2 separate regions of the Mus musculus genome follow, and region 2 is linked to region 1. A link is a loop called in an ENCODE intact Hi-C map of the cell type or tissue named here. Cell type or tissue: left cerebral cortex. All regions are shown on one strand. Each heading gives the region's core, and the rest is flanking DNA. Links, peaks and the distances in the headings are about the cores only.

Region 1 (9,102 bases), core at 1,687-6,686:
CGGGCAGTGGTGGCGCACACCTTTAATCCCAGCACTTGGGAGGCAGAGGCAGGTGGATTTCTGAGTTCAAGGCCAGCCTGGTCTACAGAGTGAGTTCCAGGACAGCCAGGACTGCACAGAGAAACCCTGTCTTGAAAAACCAAAAAAAAAAAAAAAAAGAAGTCTTCCTTATACCAATCCTTGGAAGGCTCCCTTCTGCCCAGAAAGGCCACCACCACTTTCTCCAATGATATACACCCCTTTCCGAGACAACTGCTTATCTCCTCTTTATATCTTCCCACCCCAGATATTGTCATCATTCTTGTTTCCCTGGAAACTCAGAGGAAACCAGGGGACTAGCAGCACACGCCCCCCATCTCTGACTGTACTTGTCTTCTTCACTTACAGACAGGTACAGACTGCTGGAGCCTCCCTCCTTGTGCGTTAGGCCTTAGCCCCCTCCTATATTAAGAATGTTACCCCAGGAGCTCAATTCCTCCTCCTTTGTAGCATCAGTATTCTCCTAGTTAAAGCCTTCCAAAATGGACTTTGTTTTTCTTTCTGGAACTCACTGTCAATTCACTCTGTAGACCAGGCTGGCCTTCAACTCAAAAGATCCACCTGCGTATGCCTCCCAAGTGCTGGGATCAAAGGTGTATACCACTCTACTAGGCTCTGTATTTCTTTTAATTTTACTTAATGTTTCTTTGTGTTTTGCCTGCATCTATGTCTACACTATACTTGTGGGCCTGGTACTTGCAGAGTCTAGAAGAGGACTTCAGAGTGCCCGGAACTATAGTTAAAGATGGTTGTGAGCTACCATGTGGGTGCTTAGAATCAATCCCAGGTCCTCTGGAAGAGCAGTCACTGTTTTTAAACACTGAGCCACCTGACCAGCCCCTCCTTTACTCCTCTCTATCTCTCTACCCTCAATCCACTCTACACTTTTACAATAAGAAAGGTGGCAAGACCATACTTGGCATTCTTTCTTTGGTGGTGGTGGTGGTGGTGGTGGTGGTGGTGGGGTTTCATTTTCAAGACAAGACCCTGTAGTCTGGGCTGGCCTTGAATTCCTGATCCTCCAGGAATTAACTAACGGACACACCACCATGCCTTGGTATTTCCCATGATCCAACATGGAGGTCATTACCTTGTCTCAAGAACTGAATCAAGCTCCTAGAGCTAACTTTCACTTCACTCAGGACTGAGAGCTAAGGAGGTAAAAGAACAAGAGCCACCCCAAAGACGGCCAATCAGGAGGCAGAGCATCCTGGGGAGATGCATGTACAGACACATCAAGATATAACTACACAATATCTGGGACCAACGCCAGAATTCTACCACCTGAAATCATTGGGAAATTTACTAATAAAGTTTCTCTTCTTACTGACTGGAAACTAATTTCTCATTTAACAGATAGCAGTGGGAGAATTAAAAGAAAAAGTTAACAGAAATTAAGCCAATATGTGTTCCTGCACCCTAGCTCCTACCCCAGGTAGCCTGATGACTTTCCAAAGGGAGGGAGGGTATGAAAGGAGGAAAGGGCATGGACTGACCAGCTCAGCATACTTCTTGCACAGTGCAGCCAGCTTCTCCTCTGGGGTACTCAGCGTGTTCAGTGTCTGCATCAGCAGAGTGATCTCCTTCCCTGAAAAGCACAGGGGGTAAAGCACACACCCTTCCCGAGGGTTCCCTCTAGGCCCAAGCCTACACTTCGGAGTGCTAAGGCAGTTTTCCTGTGACACTATGGTACTTCATAAAGAACTGTGGCTCAATCCTGCAGCTTCAATGCACATTCCCACTGCAACCTAAGTGGTATCTGCAGTGTTACTACTAACAAATGTTCATTAAATGAACAGAGCAGTCTCTTTGGTAAGCACTGCCAGGGAGAGGAGAACCTGTCTGAAGACATTACAAACAGGAGAAAGGTAAGCCTACTGATAAACCCAGGGCTACTGTCTGATGTCCCTTGAGAAATTAGCCAAACTCCTGTCATGAGACATAGCTACACAGTTATGTTTAAAGATTTATTCAGCCGGGCAATGGTGGTGCACGCCTTTAATCCCAGCACTTGGGAGACAGAGGCAGGCAGATTTCTGAGTTCAAGGCCAGCATAGTCTACAGAGAGAGTTCCAGGAAAGCCATGGCTACACAGAGATACCCTGTCTTGAAAAACCAAAAATAGGGGCTGGTGAGATGGCTCAGTGTGTAAGAGTACCCGACTGCTCTTCCAAAGGTCCGGAGTTCAAATCCCAGCAACCACATGGGTGGCTCACAACCATCTGTAACGAGATCTGACGCCCTCTTCTGGTGTGTCTGAAGACAGCTACAGTGTACTTACATATAATAAATAAATAAATCAAAAAAATTTAAAAAAAAAAAAAGAAAAACCAAAAATAAAAAAGATTTATTTTATGTGAGTACACTGTCACTTTTTCCAGACACACCAGAAGAGGGCATCAGATCCCATTACAGATGGTTGTGAGCCACCATGTGGTTGCTGGGAATTGAACTCAGGACCTCTGGAAAAGCAAGCAGCCAGTGCTCTTAACCAGCGCCATCTTTCCAATCCCACCCACAGTTATGCTTAAGATGCATCTCTTTCATATGTGACCCTGTGACTTGGGGAAAAAAAAAGGGCAAGAAATCTGTCTTTAAGACAGATGACAAAATGAGGAAGGAGGACCAGTGACGTGGTTACAGTACTAGAGAGAGATGAGAGAGAGGGTCTTGCTATGTAGTCCAAGTTGCCTTTGAACTCAGTCTTCCTGCCTCTGTTCCTCCTAGTCGCCCATTAGAGGCATACACTACCACATAGGTTCCCATTAGATTCTAAATTCATATTTTCATATTATCCCACCACCCCTGTCAAAGGACTGCCATTGCTCTCTGTTTTTATTCATTTGAGATAAGGTTTCATTATGCAGCTGGCTGGTCCGGCACTCAAGAGATCTACTTGCCCCTGCTTCTCAAGTGCTGTGATTAAAGGTGGATGCCATCACGCCTGATTGCCTCTACCTCAGCCAGGAAGCTTTACAATTGTCTCCCTTGGGTTCCACTGTATTCAGTCAGCACAGACCAGGTTCCTGAATTGTCAGTCCTGGAGGCCCACGAGATTGGCATGGAGATGGCAAACCCCACCAGTGGATGGCTTTGCTTGGTTTCTATTATTTTGGTTGCCAATTATTCAGCTGGTCAGATGAGAGTGGGGGACTAACCAGGTAGGAGTCAATTTTTCAGATCAAGAAGGCCCTTTCTTGATGATTCTGAAGAGGTCTGTGGCTTACCTGGTTCATGTTGATATTTGATATCTCAACCTTGGTGTAGCCTAATTCTATTGCTATAGAAACAGGGAAACTAAGACCCAGGAGTGGAGAATAAACATGTCCAAAGTCAAGCAGCAGCTAAAAGTGGTGCTGGCAAGCACTCGGGCCTCCTGTTCTCCATATCCTCAGTGAGATGCTAGCTACACTCTGCCTCCACTTCCCAAGGCCAGGAGGCTTTGCACAAGTGAGTGATCTAACAGCTCAATGCTAGGACCCCATCTTTGAGTAAACCCGGGCGGGGGGGAGGGGAGATAACACACATACTGTCTTGAAAAGCAGATTCTTTTGAGTTCTGACAGAGCAGGTTAGCCCATGAGATGACAGGTGTTAACTCCCTCCCCTCACCAATAGCTCCCCCCTCACCTAGACCCTTGGCTTTCTTCTTCTCCTGTGGCCTCCGATGGTCTCGGTCTCCAACTTCATCACTCGCTCGGATCTCCTCTGTTCCAGGCTCTCCCTTAGAGGTCTCCTTCTCGCCGTTGACGACTGGAATGCCTGGTTCAGGCTCCCCATTCCTGGCTGCATAGGTTCGGGACTTCTCCGTGTCTTCCGGCTCAGTGGGCTCACCCTGTGCTCCCTCCTCAGCCGGGCCTCCCTGATTGTTGTCCACACAGTATGTACTCAGGATGTCTTCCAACTGCCGGCTCAGCTCCTCAGAGACGTCACAGAGGGCCCCAGGCTGAGCTGCTTTAGCTCGAGCCCCTACAGCAGGAAAGATGAAGACACGGGATTAAAGTTCAGTGGTCATACCACTCGCTTGGATCTTCTTTAAGCCCAGATAAACACACTGGTGTGGGTTAAATGTTGTTTTATTTATTTATTCGGTTGAGTTAGGCTCTCTCTACAGGGCCCTGGCTGTCTTGGAACTTAGTATGCAGGCTGATCACAAACTCCGAGATCTGTCTGCCTCTGCCTCCTGAGTTCTGTGGACAATGGTGAGGGACACTAGGCCTGGCCTCAATTTAAGTTTTTTTAAACCCTAAGTTTGTTTAGTTATAAAACAAGTATTTCTAACACCCAAACATACTTGTTATAAAAGCCAACTGTGTAAAGCACCCCTGTGTGAGGAGCAGTTGGCATGTGGCAGACGCTGCACCTCATGAAGGACAATTACCCACCACTGGCAAGTGTTCTCTGGGAATATGACTTTGCTTACGGGGTGCTTCATTTGACTGTCTTCGTTTAAACCAGTCAGAGCATGCTCCCAAGGTTGCGCCCCACGGCTAAGAGTGGGAAGGTTCACCACCTCCCCAGGAAACAAAAGGATCACACAGAATGAGCATCGTTCATTCTATAGTTCCTTCTTCTTGGGTAAACACTGGCCTCAGAAGACAGACCAGTACCAGAAACTCCTCCCTCTGCCCACTGGAAAAGCAGAGCTGGCACACACCCTCGGTCTTCCCAGGAGCCTGGCTTGTGGAACCTTCGGCTTCCGCCCCAGGAGCTGTCTGTCTGGGTCGTCCATGGGCTCCCTCCGGTCCTGCTTCCCGTTGCCCCGGGCTGCCCTTCGAGTTGGAGTGTTTGGCAGGCCCATTCTTTTTGTCTTGGTTCTTCATTGTGATCTGCAAGGCCAGAAATGGGGCAGATCCTTTAAGGACCCAGTTGCTTTTTTTTTTCTAGACTTCAAAATTCTTCTTCACAACTAGATAAGAAATCCCCAAATCTGACGCTCGAAGCTTCAAACAGACCGGTCGGTCTTCGCCCGGGATTTCACGGTCCCATGGAAGGTTTCCGAGAAGCTGCCCCTGAGTGAGTGAGGGAAGGAAGAGGCCTCCTTTCTCCCGAATGCCACTTCTCGGCACCACACGGCTCCCTCTCGGCAGCCGGAGCGCGGGATTGGCTCAGAGCCGCAGACTGACGTGGCGGGATGCTCCAGTCCCGATCGGCTCCCCGCCCCACCAGGTCCCACGTGGGACCCCCGCGCGCGCGCGCGCACAGAAGCCACCCACACCCCACGCGCCCTCTAGACCTAGAGTACGCACGCGCAACACTGGGGCAGGCCGCCCTCCCCCCGACCCCCCGAATTAGTTGTTCCTCTACGGCCAACGCGTCCTGGGCCACAGACCCTCTGAAGAGCTCGTCCCACGTACAGCCCATAGACATACTTCACCACGGACGTCCGGCGGCGTCCTCCTCTCCGGCCGAGCACCGGAAACCTAGGTAACTGCTGCCAACAGGACCGCCCTCTCCTGCCGCAGCCAATCAACAGCAAACGCGGGCGCGGAGCTTGCTGGGAAAAAAGAAGTCAAGGCGGCTTTGGAGGCGGGAGTGGGAAAAACTACGAGCCCCTTCATGCCTCGCGGCGCCGCACAACTCCCGAGATGCAACCGAAAAGCATAGGAGCCAAATACCCTGAGGGTCCGAAATTATGTCATTGGTCGAGAGATTTTTGTCAGCCTCTTTTCTGGTACTGAAGCTATGATTGGCCTTAAACTTTGGCATTCTGGTCTTTTTTTTTTCTTTTTTTTTCATACACTCATTAGTCCTTTATAAACATGTATGACTTTCTATGATCTCTGAGAACTCGGAAGAGGGATAGAAAGGTAAACTAATTTGTTATGTGCCTGGCATTTTTTTCCCCTCTATTACAATAGAAGGTTTATAATAATTCAAACGTTTTTTCCTCGTATCCAGTAGCTTGATTCTCATAATTACTCGGATTAAGTACAAAATACTCAGTGATCTGTGAAATATACGATAGTACAGAAAAGCCTAGTTAAAATAAAACAAACTACTATTTGTTTGTTAGAGACAACATCTCGTTATATGTGGCTTTGGCAGGCCTGGAACTCCCTATGTAGATTAAATTGGCTTTGAACTCAAGAGTTTTGTCTGTCTTTGCCTCCCCATGGCTTGGACTAATGGCAAAGGCCACCAGGTAAAGGGTAAATAGTTTAAGGCTCCATCAATATTGTGTGGTTATAGCAGATTCAAAGCTGGAAGCCTGACACCAGCACCCATCCTTTAAAAATATTTCTTTGCCCCCTGAGTCAGGGTTTCTTTGTGTAGCCTAGTGTGTCCTAGAACGTAATCTTTGACTATGCTGGCTTCTAACTCAGAGCTGCCTACCAAAACCGGTTGGAACCATTCTCCGACACCACAGCTGTTCTCTGAGGCAATTTATGCCCCGCCTTCTAACCCCACCAGCTTGGCAATTACTCCCTCAGAAAGGGATTGAAGCCAGGGAGTTTGGCTTTAGGCAGGTTGGTAAACTCCCACCCTACCACCCCTGCCCCACTTTCTGCAAAGTATCAAGTGTTACTGCTTTAAAATGTTAGATTTTTCTCGTCTTTGTTCTTCATTATGATTTGCAGTGCCAGTGTAGGCTCAGAACATTAAAAAAAACCCCACAATTGTGATTTCAATTCTTTTGTTGTGTGGAGTTTGTTTTGTTTGATAAGGTCTTGCTTTATAGAGCTGGCTGGCGTGTAACTCTCTATGTAGATCAGGCTGTCCTAGAAACTCACGTGTTGAAATTACTGTTGGCTAAATGCTGCAGCCTCAAGAGGCTAGAGTCAGGCTGTGGGGTAGAGCATGTTGCAAATTGTGCTAATTGGACTTTGTTTTAGGGTTCTTAAATGATGTCTATTTTTCTGTAATAGGTCTGCCAAACAGACTCAGAGTAGAGTTCTGTCTGTTCACATGTAACTTTGAGAGACAATAAACTCAGTGACAGAGTACTTACCCGGAGTGATCAAAGCTGAAAAGAGAAAGCGTTGGCACTTGACCAGTTTACTGAGGGAACCGAATCTCAGAAAGGTTTGCGTTAAAGGTACCTGGAAACCACTGCCCTGATTGCTTCTCAGTAAACACTTGGAAATCTCTGAAGAGGTAGCATCTACATCAGGTCTTTACCAAATTCCATACAAAGAGGAAAGCGATTCTGGAGCAGTGGTTCTAAACCTTCCCAGTGCTGCAGCCCTTTAATACAGTTCCTCGTGTTGGGGTGACCTCCAACCATAGAATTATTTCTCTTGCTACTTTATAATTTTGCTACTGTTTTGAATCATACATGTCTGTTTTCTGATGGTCTTAGGCAATACTTATGAACACCCAGGTTACAAAAAAACAGGTTGCATCAGGGCAAGACTGTAATCCCAGCACTGAACAGAGTACAGAAGAGTTCTGTCTCTAACAGGCTCACTGCCTCTGGCCTCCAAATGCCTGTACATGCATGTTGGCAGTTAGGTCGCCCAGCTCCTTTAAACTCCTAGATTGGAGCAGTTCTGCCTCGACCCTGGCTGGAGAAACAGACACACCCTACTCCAGCATCTCTGTCATTCCCACTGCTAGGTACAAACTCATACCTTCCTCCCTCCACCCCCTTTATGGCAGGGTCTATACAGCTCTGACTGTCTGGGAACTATGTAGACCAGGCAGACCTTGAACTCTGAGAGATCTGCCTGCCTCTGCCTAGTGTGTGCTGGGATTAAAACCCCACCAACTGCTTGGCAGCTCCCACCTCCTCCACCCCCGCCTTGATTTAGGAATATTATGTAGCCAAAGCTGGTCTTAAACTCACTAGGAGGCGTTTTTGGTTTTTTTGGGCAGCCAATAATCTTGAGCTCCTGACATTCGTGGCTCTGCCTCCCCCAGCAAGTGCTGGGGTCCTAGGCATGTCTTACCATGCTGGCCAAAACTCAGTCTCGTAGAGCCAAAGCTTACTTTTTGACAGCAGCACTGATACTGGCTTCCACATTGTGTAGATTGTGACTGCATTCTTCTTTACGGGAGTGGTGGATTTCAAAGTCACACAGCAAAAGTTGACGTGAGAATGAATGAATGCCAGGGACTGGGTGTGATCCTGTACTTTATGATCGGGAAACCTTAAAGTTTACTACATATAAAGAAATGACTAACCCCCAACAGCTGATGCAGCTGTCATTCTACAGACATGCTAATGGGTTAACCACTTTGTTTTTCAGATAGGGTTTCATATAGACAGGCTGACCCTGAATTTCTGGACCCCCTCCCTCTACAAGCAGTGTCTGGCTTATGTGATACACAGGGTTGGATCCAGGGCTTCAGGCATGCTAATCAAGTACTCTACCATCTAGAGCCTAGGTCTCATGTGCACTTCCCAGTCCAGGGTCACTCCAAACCAAAGAAGACAATTTAGAACTTTGCAACAGGTTTTTATTTTTGCTTTGTATCTATTACAGTGTTTGAAACCTAAAGAAATACATTTTCTCTTCAAATTTGGATGTGTATATAAATATCATTTGTCTGGACTCAGCACACGCAACGCCATGGTTTCTTGGCCTATTTCTGCTCTGAAATCAAGCTTTGTTTGTCTACCCAGGGGCCCTGAGAACATGAAAAAATAGAGTTTACAGTTCTTAGAAAAATAAAAGCAAATGAATTTGGAAAACAAAACCTGTGAGGATTAAATCCACCTTTCTAGGGTTCTTACCTGGAAACCCCAAGCTGTCCCTGGGCGATGTTCCATCTGCTGGGTAGCTGAGACCTCATACCCACTTCATTTATATAACAGGTCAAAAAAAGCATTTCCCAAAAAAGCCGGCTAACAAAGCCAGCACCCCTGCCCAACTTCTGAGAGTTCGTGGTGTGAGCCCCTGACAGGTTTCCAGGCGGTCTCAGTCTTCCTTCACAGTTCCCTGCACATGCTACACAGTTCTTTTCTCTAAACAGAAACCTTAACGTCAGAGCCACAGGAGTGCAGGGTGAGTGGGCATCATCAGCTTTGTGTGCTAGTGTGAGCATCAGAAGTCAGGCTGGCCTACAAGCAGGTAGGTAAGCCTAAGCCCTTGAAGACACGGTCACAAGAGCACTCCCC
Region 2 (9,102 bases), core at 2,010-7,009, 53 kb after region 1:
TTACACTGTATTAGGTATTAAAGGTACTCTACACATTATGGTATACAGGAAAATGTGCCTTAACTGTTTATCATCGTTACATCATCTATGACAGGATCTTAGATTTTGGCACCTGGACATAATCCTTCAGAGATGACAGACAAGTAGGTAACATATCAAAAAAGTGGGTAAAAGCCAGAGAAACTGCTGAGTGAGAAAAGGCACTTGCCACCAAGCCTGGAAACCGGACTTTGATTCCTAGAACTCATATTTAATATAAATAAATCATTTTTTAAGTAGAAAAGAAATCTAAATCATCAAAAAGAAAACTTAATGGGCGGTGGTGGCACACACCTTTAATCACTTGGGAGGTATAAGCAGGCGGTTTTCTGAGTTCAAGGCCAGCCTGGTCTACAGAGTGAGTTCCAGGACAGCCAGGGCTACACAGAGAAACCCTGTCTCAAAAAAACCAAAAAAAAAAAAAAAAAAAAGAAAGAAAGAAAGAAAGAGAGGGAGGGAGGGAGGGAGGAGAGAGAGAGAGAGAAAGAAAGAAAGATGGTACAAACTATACAAGTCAGATCTTTGCTGCCTGCTCACTTCTTCCAGCCCAGTGCCCCAGATCCCGAGGTCCAGCTGAATGAAGCATGAGAACCGAAGCCCTAAATGGGGGCCCCCAAGGACAGGACATCACCTTTTTGGCCTATGGAAGCACACAACCTGACAGTGAGCACCTAAATCACTGCTTGCTAGTTACTAGTTACTGCCAGGCAGTGGTGGCGCACGCCTTCAATCCCAACACTCAGGAGACAGAGGCAGGCGGATCTCTGAGTTCAAAGTCACCCCCAGAACAGCCAGGGCTATGCAGAGAAATTCTGTGGCAGGTGTGTGGGTGGGATTTATATACATATATATAAATCTTTATGTGTGTGAATATTTTACCTGCATAAATGCATGTGCGTAAAGAGCCCCGAAGGGAGGAAGAGGGTGTCAGAGCCCCTGGAGGTGGGAAAGGAAGTCAAACCCTGAGGGTAGAAGAGGGCGAAGAGGGCATTAGAGCCCTCGGGATTGGAGAAAGACACTTCTGAGCTGCCACATGGGAGTGTCCTCTGCAAAGAGCAGTAAGTGTTCCTAACTACTGAGCCATCCCCCAGACCTCAAGAGACAAGTTTTCTACATACTAGCCTGGACTTGAACCTGGTATGCAGCCAAGGCTAAGCTTGGGGCGACTCTCCTGCCTCAGGAGGCACCTCAGTGCTGAATCCTACAGGGTGCATGTGGTTCTGGGGACCTCTACCCAGAACCTCCTGCATGCTGGGCAAACCCTCCACTTTATCTCTTCTAGACTTTAATTATGACTGACACACCTCTTATAAAACCAGTTAATTCTATAAAAGCCTGTTTTGTTGTTTTTCTTAGTTTTGAGGTACTGGCAATAAAACCTAAGGACATGCGCACTTCACACAAGCACTCTACAACTGAGAGGTATTCCAAGCCCTCTACACAAGCTATATTGATTTGGTTTGGTTTGGGTTTTGATTGTTTTGTTTTGTTTTTTTTTTTTTTGGGGGGGGGGGTTGAGACAGGGCTTCTCTGTGTAGCCCTGGCTGTCCTGGAACTCAGAAATCCGCCTGCCTCTGCTTCCAAAGTGGTAGAATTAAAGGCGTGCGCCACGACTGCCTGGCGGTTTTGGTTTTTCAAGGCAGGATTATATGTAGTCCAAGCTGGCTCCAACTCACTGTGAAGCTGAGGGTGACCTAGAACTCCTTTTTTTTTCCCCCCCAAAGATTTATTTATTTTACGTATATGAGTACACTGTAGCTCTCTTCAGACACCAGAAGAGGGCATCAGATCCCATTACAGATGGTTGTGAGCTACCATGTGGTTGCTGGGAATTGAACTCAGGACCTCTAGGAGAACAATCAGTGCTCTCAACCGCTGAGCCATCTCCCCAGCCCCCCAATATTTTCTGTAAATGACCATTTTCCATGGCAACAGATAAGAGAATAGCCTCATACTATGCTATATATTTTGTTGTTGTTGATTTGTTTTTTTGCTTTTTTTTTTTTTTTTGAGACAGGATTTCTCTGTGTAGCCTTGGCTATCCTGCAAATTGCTCTGTAGACCACGCTGTCCTTGAACTCAAGAGATCCACCTGCCTCTGTCTCCCAAATGCTGGGATTAAAGGCATGCGCCACATCCACCACCCAACTGTTAATTTTATTTATTTATTTAATGTATATGAGTGCACTGTCACTGTCCTCAGACATACCAGGAGAGGGCATCGGATTCTATTACAGATGATTGTAAGCCACCATGTGGTTGCTGGGACTTGAACTCAGGACCTCTGGAACAGCAGTTGGTGCTCTTAACCGCTGAGCCATCTCTCCAGCCCCCAGCTGGTAATTTTTAAACTCGGGAAAACTCTATTTATAAAGTAGGCCTGAGAGCCCCTGACCCAGCACGCTCTTAGTCTGGCAGGTAGGAAAGTGGACGGCTCCGCTAGGAAGCTTTCCAAAGCCAGAGCTGGTCTATCCTGAGGAAGTTCGGGAACCAGAAAGGTCAAGGTTGGGAAGTAACGGTTAATGCCCAGGCAGCCAGGAGAGAAGACTGCCTGACTCTGAACCAGAAACGGGCAGTTCTAGGCTCTCCATCTTGAACAATTGAGTCTCTAGTGAGGCAGGCGATTGAGCTAAGCAGACACAGAGACAAGTGAGTATGCAGACATGTATACACACAGCTGTGTGTCACACACACACACACATACACTCATAGAAACATGTAAACAAAGACTTGAAAAGCCCCCAAGACCTGGCCAGTGGTGGCGCATGCCTTTAATCCCAGCACTTAGGAGGTAGAGGCAGGTGGATTTCTGAGTTCGAAGCCAGCCTGGTCTACAGAGTGAGTTCCAGGACAGCCAGGGCTACACAGAGAAACCCTGTCTCAAAAAACTAAAAAAAGAAAAAAGCAAAAAGAAAAGCCCCCAGCCGGGCATGGTGGCCCACGCCTTTAATCCCAGGACTTAGGAGGTAGAGGCAGGTGGATTTCTGAGTTCGAGGCCAGCCTGGTCTACAGAGTGAGTTCCAGGACAGCCAGGTCTATACAGAGAAACCCTGTCTCCAAACCCCACCCCCCAAAAAAGAAAGAAAAGCCCCCATGAGATTTCATAAGCATTGAGGGAAAAGGGACAGAAGGAGGAAGGGGAGGAATACAGAGAGAACAGAAAGTCAAACAAGCAAACAAACAACAAAAACAGAAAGGAAAAGTAAAGAGACAACGCGAGCCCATGCATTCCCAATTGCCAATGTCCCCCTGGGTACTGAGTCAGATCTGAATCCCATTCCAACTCCATCGGTAGAGATGGAGTAGCTTATCCCACTTCAGTTTCTTCTATTAAGAAAGCCTAATTATCCTGACCTCAGGAGATGTCATCAGACGTCATGAGAGGTTACTGTTGCTGCCTGCCTGCCTGTGAGTCTTCCAGACACAGGCCAGAGAAGCCAGCCATAAAAAGGGCAGAGTCAAGTGTCAGGTGCCAGGGGTGGGGTGAGGGGTACTCACGGATAGCAGAGGAACAGGAGGTTCAGGAAGGAGTAGGTCCTGAAGAGGTGGATGAGGGACCGGCACAGACTCCAGCCTGTCGCCGTGAGAACGGTGAAGCGGGTGAGGAACAGCAGGATGGAGCGGAAGAGGGAGACCTTCCCCCTCTGAGAAGCCTGGGTTGGGGTGAGATACGACAGGATGGGGCCTTGGATGGAGGCCACAGGAGCTATGCCCTTATCCCACCAAACATGGTCCATAATCCCACCCAGGGGAAGGCGCACAACAGCCTGGGAAGACTCTGGCAAGGTCGGCCTTTCTGATGCCTAGTGGATCAGGAGAGCTAGTGGGATACCAGAAATGTTTGTCATGTCCACTAGGAGCTCAAAGAAAATGCCGTACGGCTAAGGGCTAGGTGTGTCTCCTTGGCATCCGGGGGGTTGGGGGGGGACTCCAAAGCCCCTGCCAGCCTCTAGACCCAATCACCTCCTTCACGATGGACCCGATGAATCGGCGGCCCAGAACAATGGCGGTCACCATCAGCAAGTTGAAGTCGATCAGGTGGAAGTTCTGTCAGGGGGCAGAGGCCTGGGGGTCACACGGGCCCCTTCTTCATACATAGGCTTCTCTTGTACCCACTATCTCCCCCTGCCCAGTCCTTTCCACAGAGACTGTCCCCATTCTCTGACCTTCATTGGCCTCCAGCTGACTCAGGCCAGGAAATTACCTAGAGGAGTAGAACAGGACCCAGAGAAGGGAAGTGGGACAGTCCCTGGGGATAAGAGAGTGGTGTGTGAGCGCTCTTGCTCCGACACCATGTCCCTGTCCCTGAACCTCTTCTTCCTCTGTCCACCCTGAAACATTCATACATTTCCATGACTCATCTCTCAGACAAGACTTAGGATCGATCCTGTCAGGATCAACTCTGCTGCCTCTACAGTGCCCAGCGTCGTTAAGAGTTCCCAGTCTCCTGTTCCCTCTACATCCATTATGCCCATTATGGAGCGGGGTATTGTGGGTATACAGTGGGTATATAGTGGGTATACAGTGGTGCTTGATAAGCACGCATGCACACACACACACACACACACACACAGCGGCCGCTAGTGGAGCACCTACCAGGGAAGTGTGGGAGGGTGGGTGCGAGGGTGGATACCACCAGACTGTCTTATAGATGTTGATGTAGTGCACGAACAGGGCTATGAGCTGACAGAAGAAGAGCTGGAGCTCGAACAGAATGCTGGCCTGGACGGGCAGCTCGGGGATCTTGCAGTGCTGTAGAGGCACAACGGTCTGCGCGGCCAGCGGAGGGCTGGAGAGGCCCGTCCCAGAAGTGGTCCTGCAAGCGGGAAATAGTGACTGCAGGAGCTAACCAGGGAACCCGACCAGGAGAAGCTTCTGGAACATACAATAGTGGTACACCAGAAAAGGATGTGATAAAAACCTCAAAAGGAGCCGGACGTGGTGGCGCACGCCTTTTATCCCAGCACTTGGGAGGCAGAGGCAGGCGGATTTCTGAGTTCAAGGCCAGCCTGGGCTACAGAGTGAGTTCCAGGACAGCCAGGGCTACACAGAGGAACCCTGCCTCAAAAAAGACAAAACAAACAAACAAACAAAAATAACCCCTCAAAACGACGAGGTCTTCTTCCCATACATCCCAGAAGGGAATTACGAGGCTTGCTTTACAAATATGGAAAAGGAGGGCCAGAGGCAGATGGTAACCTGTGCACCATCAGTAAGTCTGCAGTAGAACCTCAACGGGAACAAGAGCATGGTTGCTTCTATAGAACCTCATGGCATCTCTCAGTGACCAACCTCAGGGCTCACTCTGGTCCCCTCCAGCCCCACCAGGCATGTAAGATAGTCTGTCCTAAAATCCAGAAAGGGACAGCTTGGTCCACACTCTGACAGGAAGGGGTGAGACATAGAGGTGGCTTACCTGCTTCGAGAACGGACGCTGCTCACGGATGCACTAGAAGAGTGGCCTCCACCAGAGGCCCCTGATGATCCTGGCTCACAGAGCGGGTTTCGATAGTAAGATGTCCTGTTGGGACCTCTTCGTCCTCCTGTAGGCCATATACCAAGGATGACAGTAGTGCTATCTTAGTTAACTGGTATTTCCGTGTCTTCCTTCCTTCCTTCTTCAGTTTGTTTTTTGAGACAGGGTCTCTTTATGGAAGCCTGGCTGTCCTGGAACTTGCTATGTTGATAAGGCCTGCCTTGGGCTCATGCATTTCATTTTCTCATTCAAACCTCCCAGGAGCTATTCCCACCCTACTCAGAGCTCCAGGTAGCCATGGCCCTCCCTCTCCAGTAAGCACACTCGTCACCTCTTGTGTGACTTGTCCATGGTGCATGTGGAGTTGGACTCAGGTGTGCATAGTTCTACCTTGTCCTTGCTCCTGTCACTTCCAAACAATACCTCTCATTGGCCTGGGACTTGGCAGGTAGGTCAGGCTGGCTGGCTGGTGAGCCCCAGCAATCCTCGGGTCTCAGGCCTCACAGCACTGGGATTACAAGCTCAGGCCATCACACCTACCTTTTACATAGGGTCTGGGGACCAAACTCAGGTTCTCACGCTTGTGTGGCAAGCACATTCAGAACTAAGCTATCTTCCCAACACTTTTTATTTTCTTTTTAGTTTTATTTCTTTTATGTATAAGAGAAGACTGTCGGGGCTGGTGAGATGGCTCAGTGGGTAAGAGCACCCGACTGCTCTTCCGAAGGTCCAGAGTTCAAATCCCAGCAACCACATGGTGGCTCACAACCATCTGTAACGAGATCTGATGCCCTCTTCTGGTGTGTCTGAAGACAGCTACAGTGTACTTACATGTAATAAATAAATAAATCTTTAAAAAAAAAAAAAAAAAGAGAACACTGTCCCTGTCTTCAGACATACCACAAAAGAACATGAGATCCCACTACAGATGGTCATGAGCCACCATGTGGTTGCTGGGAACTGAACTCAGGACCTCTGGAAGAGCAGTCAGTGCTCTTAACCACTGAGCCATCTCTCCAGCCTCCCAACCCTTCTTTTTCATTTTTTGGTTTTTTTGAGACAGGGTTTCTCTGTGTAGCCCTGGCTCTCCTGGAACTCACTCTGTAGTCTTGGCTGGCCTTGAACTCAGAGATCTGCTTGCCTCTGGATGCCAAGTGCTGAGGCTAAAGATGTGAGCCACCACTGCCCAGTCAATGTCTTTTCCTTTGTGCTCTTTGCTTACCAAGGTTCTTTCTGAATTCAGAGCTCACTATTTCACTAACTGATTGGCCTCAGGGTTCCAGCTTTGCCTCCCCGGTACTGGGACTGATTACAGGTGGGTTATTGCACCTGCCAGGCTTCTACCTTTTTTTCCCACAATTCACTCTCTGAGATTATCTTTTGTTTTGTTTTGTTTTGTTTTGTTTTGTTTTAAGATAGGGATTCTCTGTGTAACCCTGGCTGTCCTGGAACTCACTCTGTAGACCAGGCTGGCCTCGAACTCAGAAATCTGCCTGCCTCTGCCTCCTGAGTGCTGGGATTAAAGAAGTGCGCCACCACGCCAGGCGTGAATTCACATTTTAAGCGACTAAGTAGCACAGAATAGCCTCAAACTCACAACCCACCTGCCTCAGTCTCCCAAATGCTAGGATGACAGGATGACAGGCATGTGCTACCAGACTGTTATTTTTACTGCCAGTTCCCTTAATCCGGTTCACTGGACCAGTTTGGTAAGATTTTCAGAGCCTGAGTCCTGAGCTGCTCAGCGCTGGTATTTGCTGGATTTTATCTGGATCTGAGTCTCCAGACGCTACAATCTGGTCAGGTTTGAGACAAGTTTTCCCTCCAGGGCCCTGAGATCTAACTCAATGACCCACGGCCTGGCCTTAACGTCAGAATGGCCTTAGAAAGAGCGCTGTGGTTGGGAATCTCAAACTTAAGATTTTACAAAACTATATTCCCTAAGCTTAGTAGTCTAGCCTAAGATCCTAGGCAGCATCCTGCACTTAGCTCCCAAACCCTTAATCGAAGTTATAACTTCCTCAACTTCCTCACAGCAACACAGTAGCCTCCATTCATACACACGGTGCCCAAGCTTTCCTATCTCTGAAGGTTTTCTGACAGCTCTTCACAATATGCATGTCCAGAAAGCTGACTTCAAGCCCCAAACCGGAAGCTTTGTTCACACGCTGTTATATTTGGTTTGGTTTAGAACCCCCCCCCCCAACACACACCCTCAGCCCAGGAACTCTGCCCACACCCACTATCTTTTAGAAGCTCGGCACCCACATAAAGCCCCTAGCCCAGAAACCCCGCCCACACACAACTGTCAACCCCAAGACCCCGCCCACAAGCCGGGCAATGCTCTCTAGGACTGGAAGCTTGAATCGGAATGGACTCCCTTGGTGGGCTAGGTGTCCCTGCGGCCCCACCGCTCTCAGTGTAAACCCCTATAGTCCAGAAAATTCTCTCCCCCACCGGCAATCACAAAAGGCGAACCCTAAGCTCTCAGCCCCTCCCACCAGAGTGCCCGGCCCCCATCTGCAGACAGGAGAATTGTGTGCCCCAAAGAAAGCCTGAGCCCCTCCGAGCCCCTCTCCCTTTTGGAAGCTCCGCCTACCAAGCGGTGACCCGCCCCCTCAGGACCGGAGGGGCGGGGTCCCGCCTGCGCCGCGTCCCTTCCCCTCCCCCTCCCCCTGCCCGCGACTCCGGTCCGCGTGGGGAGGCAGTTCGCAGCCAGGCTCCCCGCTATCCCGCGACCCCCGAACGAGCCCAGCCAGCTCTGCTCACCCATCTCCTTCCCCCGGCGCTCTCCGCTCACCGCCGCAGCTCCTGCGGGCAATATGTCGGAGGCGACGGCGGCCGAGAGAGGACTAACCGCCGCAGCCCGGGCCGGGTATCAGCCGCACGCTCCCTCCGGCTGCTCAATTTGCATGCTAGGCGGGCTGGGAGTCGGGAGCGCGCTTCTTAAAGGGGCCGTTTGGACAAAAGCTGTGCTAACGCTCTTTGTCTTGCCTTTCCCCACGCCTTTCCCGCAGCTGCTGCTCAAGAGATTCTGGAGCGGGCGAACCCACCTCCCGTGTTTCTTCACCCTGTTCTGACTTAGAGGAGGACACCAGAGCGGCCTTTTGCCTCTAGTGAAGTCCTGTTTTTGTACAACACAGTCACCTCATACTCAGCGAGTCCCAAACTGGGCTTTCAGAACTCTTAGGCTTTAGTGTGCTTTGGCCCACCCCAGTCAAAATCTACGAGTCACTTCCCCTTTCCTCCAAAACTCTATATCCAATTTTTGGCCTCATCTTGATGACCCTAAACTCTATCCATTTCTCATGTTTGATTCTCATGTTCTCCACTGTTGATTTCACTGCCACCACCTTAGCTAAGAACCTGTGCCTGCCATTTTCAAATTTCGAAATAGTGTTAATGGGTATTAATAATAACCGCCTATTAGGGTTCTTAACATTTTAGAATTTGGTGTGCCGGAGAGAGGGAGGGATGCGCAGAGCAGTGGACTTGGGAAGACAACTGGTAGTAGTACTGGTTCTTCTACCATGTAGCCTAACACGTAGGCTATCGGGCTTGGCTACAAGAACCTTTACTTGCTGAGA

What was found. Hi-C counts contacts between places; a loop is a spot of excess contacts. Peaks named below come from ENCODE experiments on the same cell type or tissue, not always from the same donor. Only the 100,000 strongest peaks of a DNase experiment are listed, where the experiment ranks them.
Region 2: it touches region 1 in a loop (4-fold over the local background); 1 of 42 quality-filtered maps calls a loop at or near these places.

What each region holds. Positions count from the first base shown.
Region 1 is chr4:129,635,561-129,644,662 of GRCm38, forward strand. It overlaps Txlna (taxilin alpha), which reads right to left and starts at 5,505. Exons shown (of 11, transcript NM_001199695.1): 1 at 5,411-5,505; 2 at 4,696-4,867; 3 at 3,669-4,007; 4 at 1,536-1,627. The coding sequence starts at 4,861. It overlaps Kpna6 (karyopherin (importin) alpha 6), which reads right to left. Exons shown (of 14, transcript NM_008468.4): 14 at 8,419-9,102. In left cerebral cortex, for the core only: no CTCF peak of the experiment used is centred there; DNase peaks (open chromatin) are centred at 4,696, 5,197, 5,548 and 6,360; H3K4me3 peaks cover 2,633 bases; H3K27ac peaks cover 2,095 bases.
Region 2 is chr4:129,688,431-129,697,532 of GRCm38, forward strand. It overlaps Tmem39b (transmembrane protein 39b), which reads right to left and starts at 8,415. Exons shown (of 9, transcript NM_199305.2): 1 at 8,285-8,415; 2 at 5,456-5,582; 3 at 4,636-4,855; 4 at 4,003-4,086; 5 at 3,538-3,692. The coding sequence starts at 8,288. In left cerebral cortex, for the core only: no CTCF peak of the experiment used is centred there; no DNase peak of the experiment used is centred there.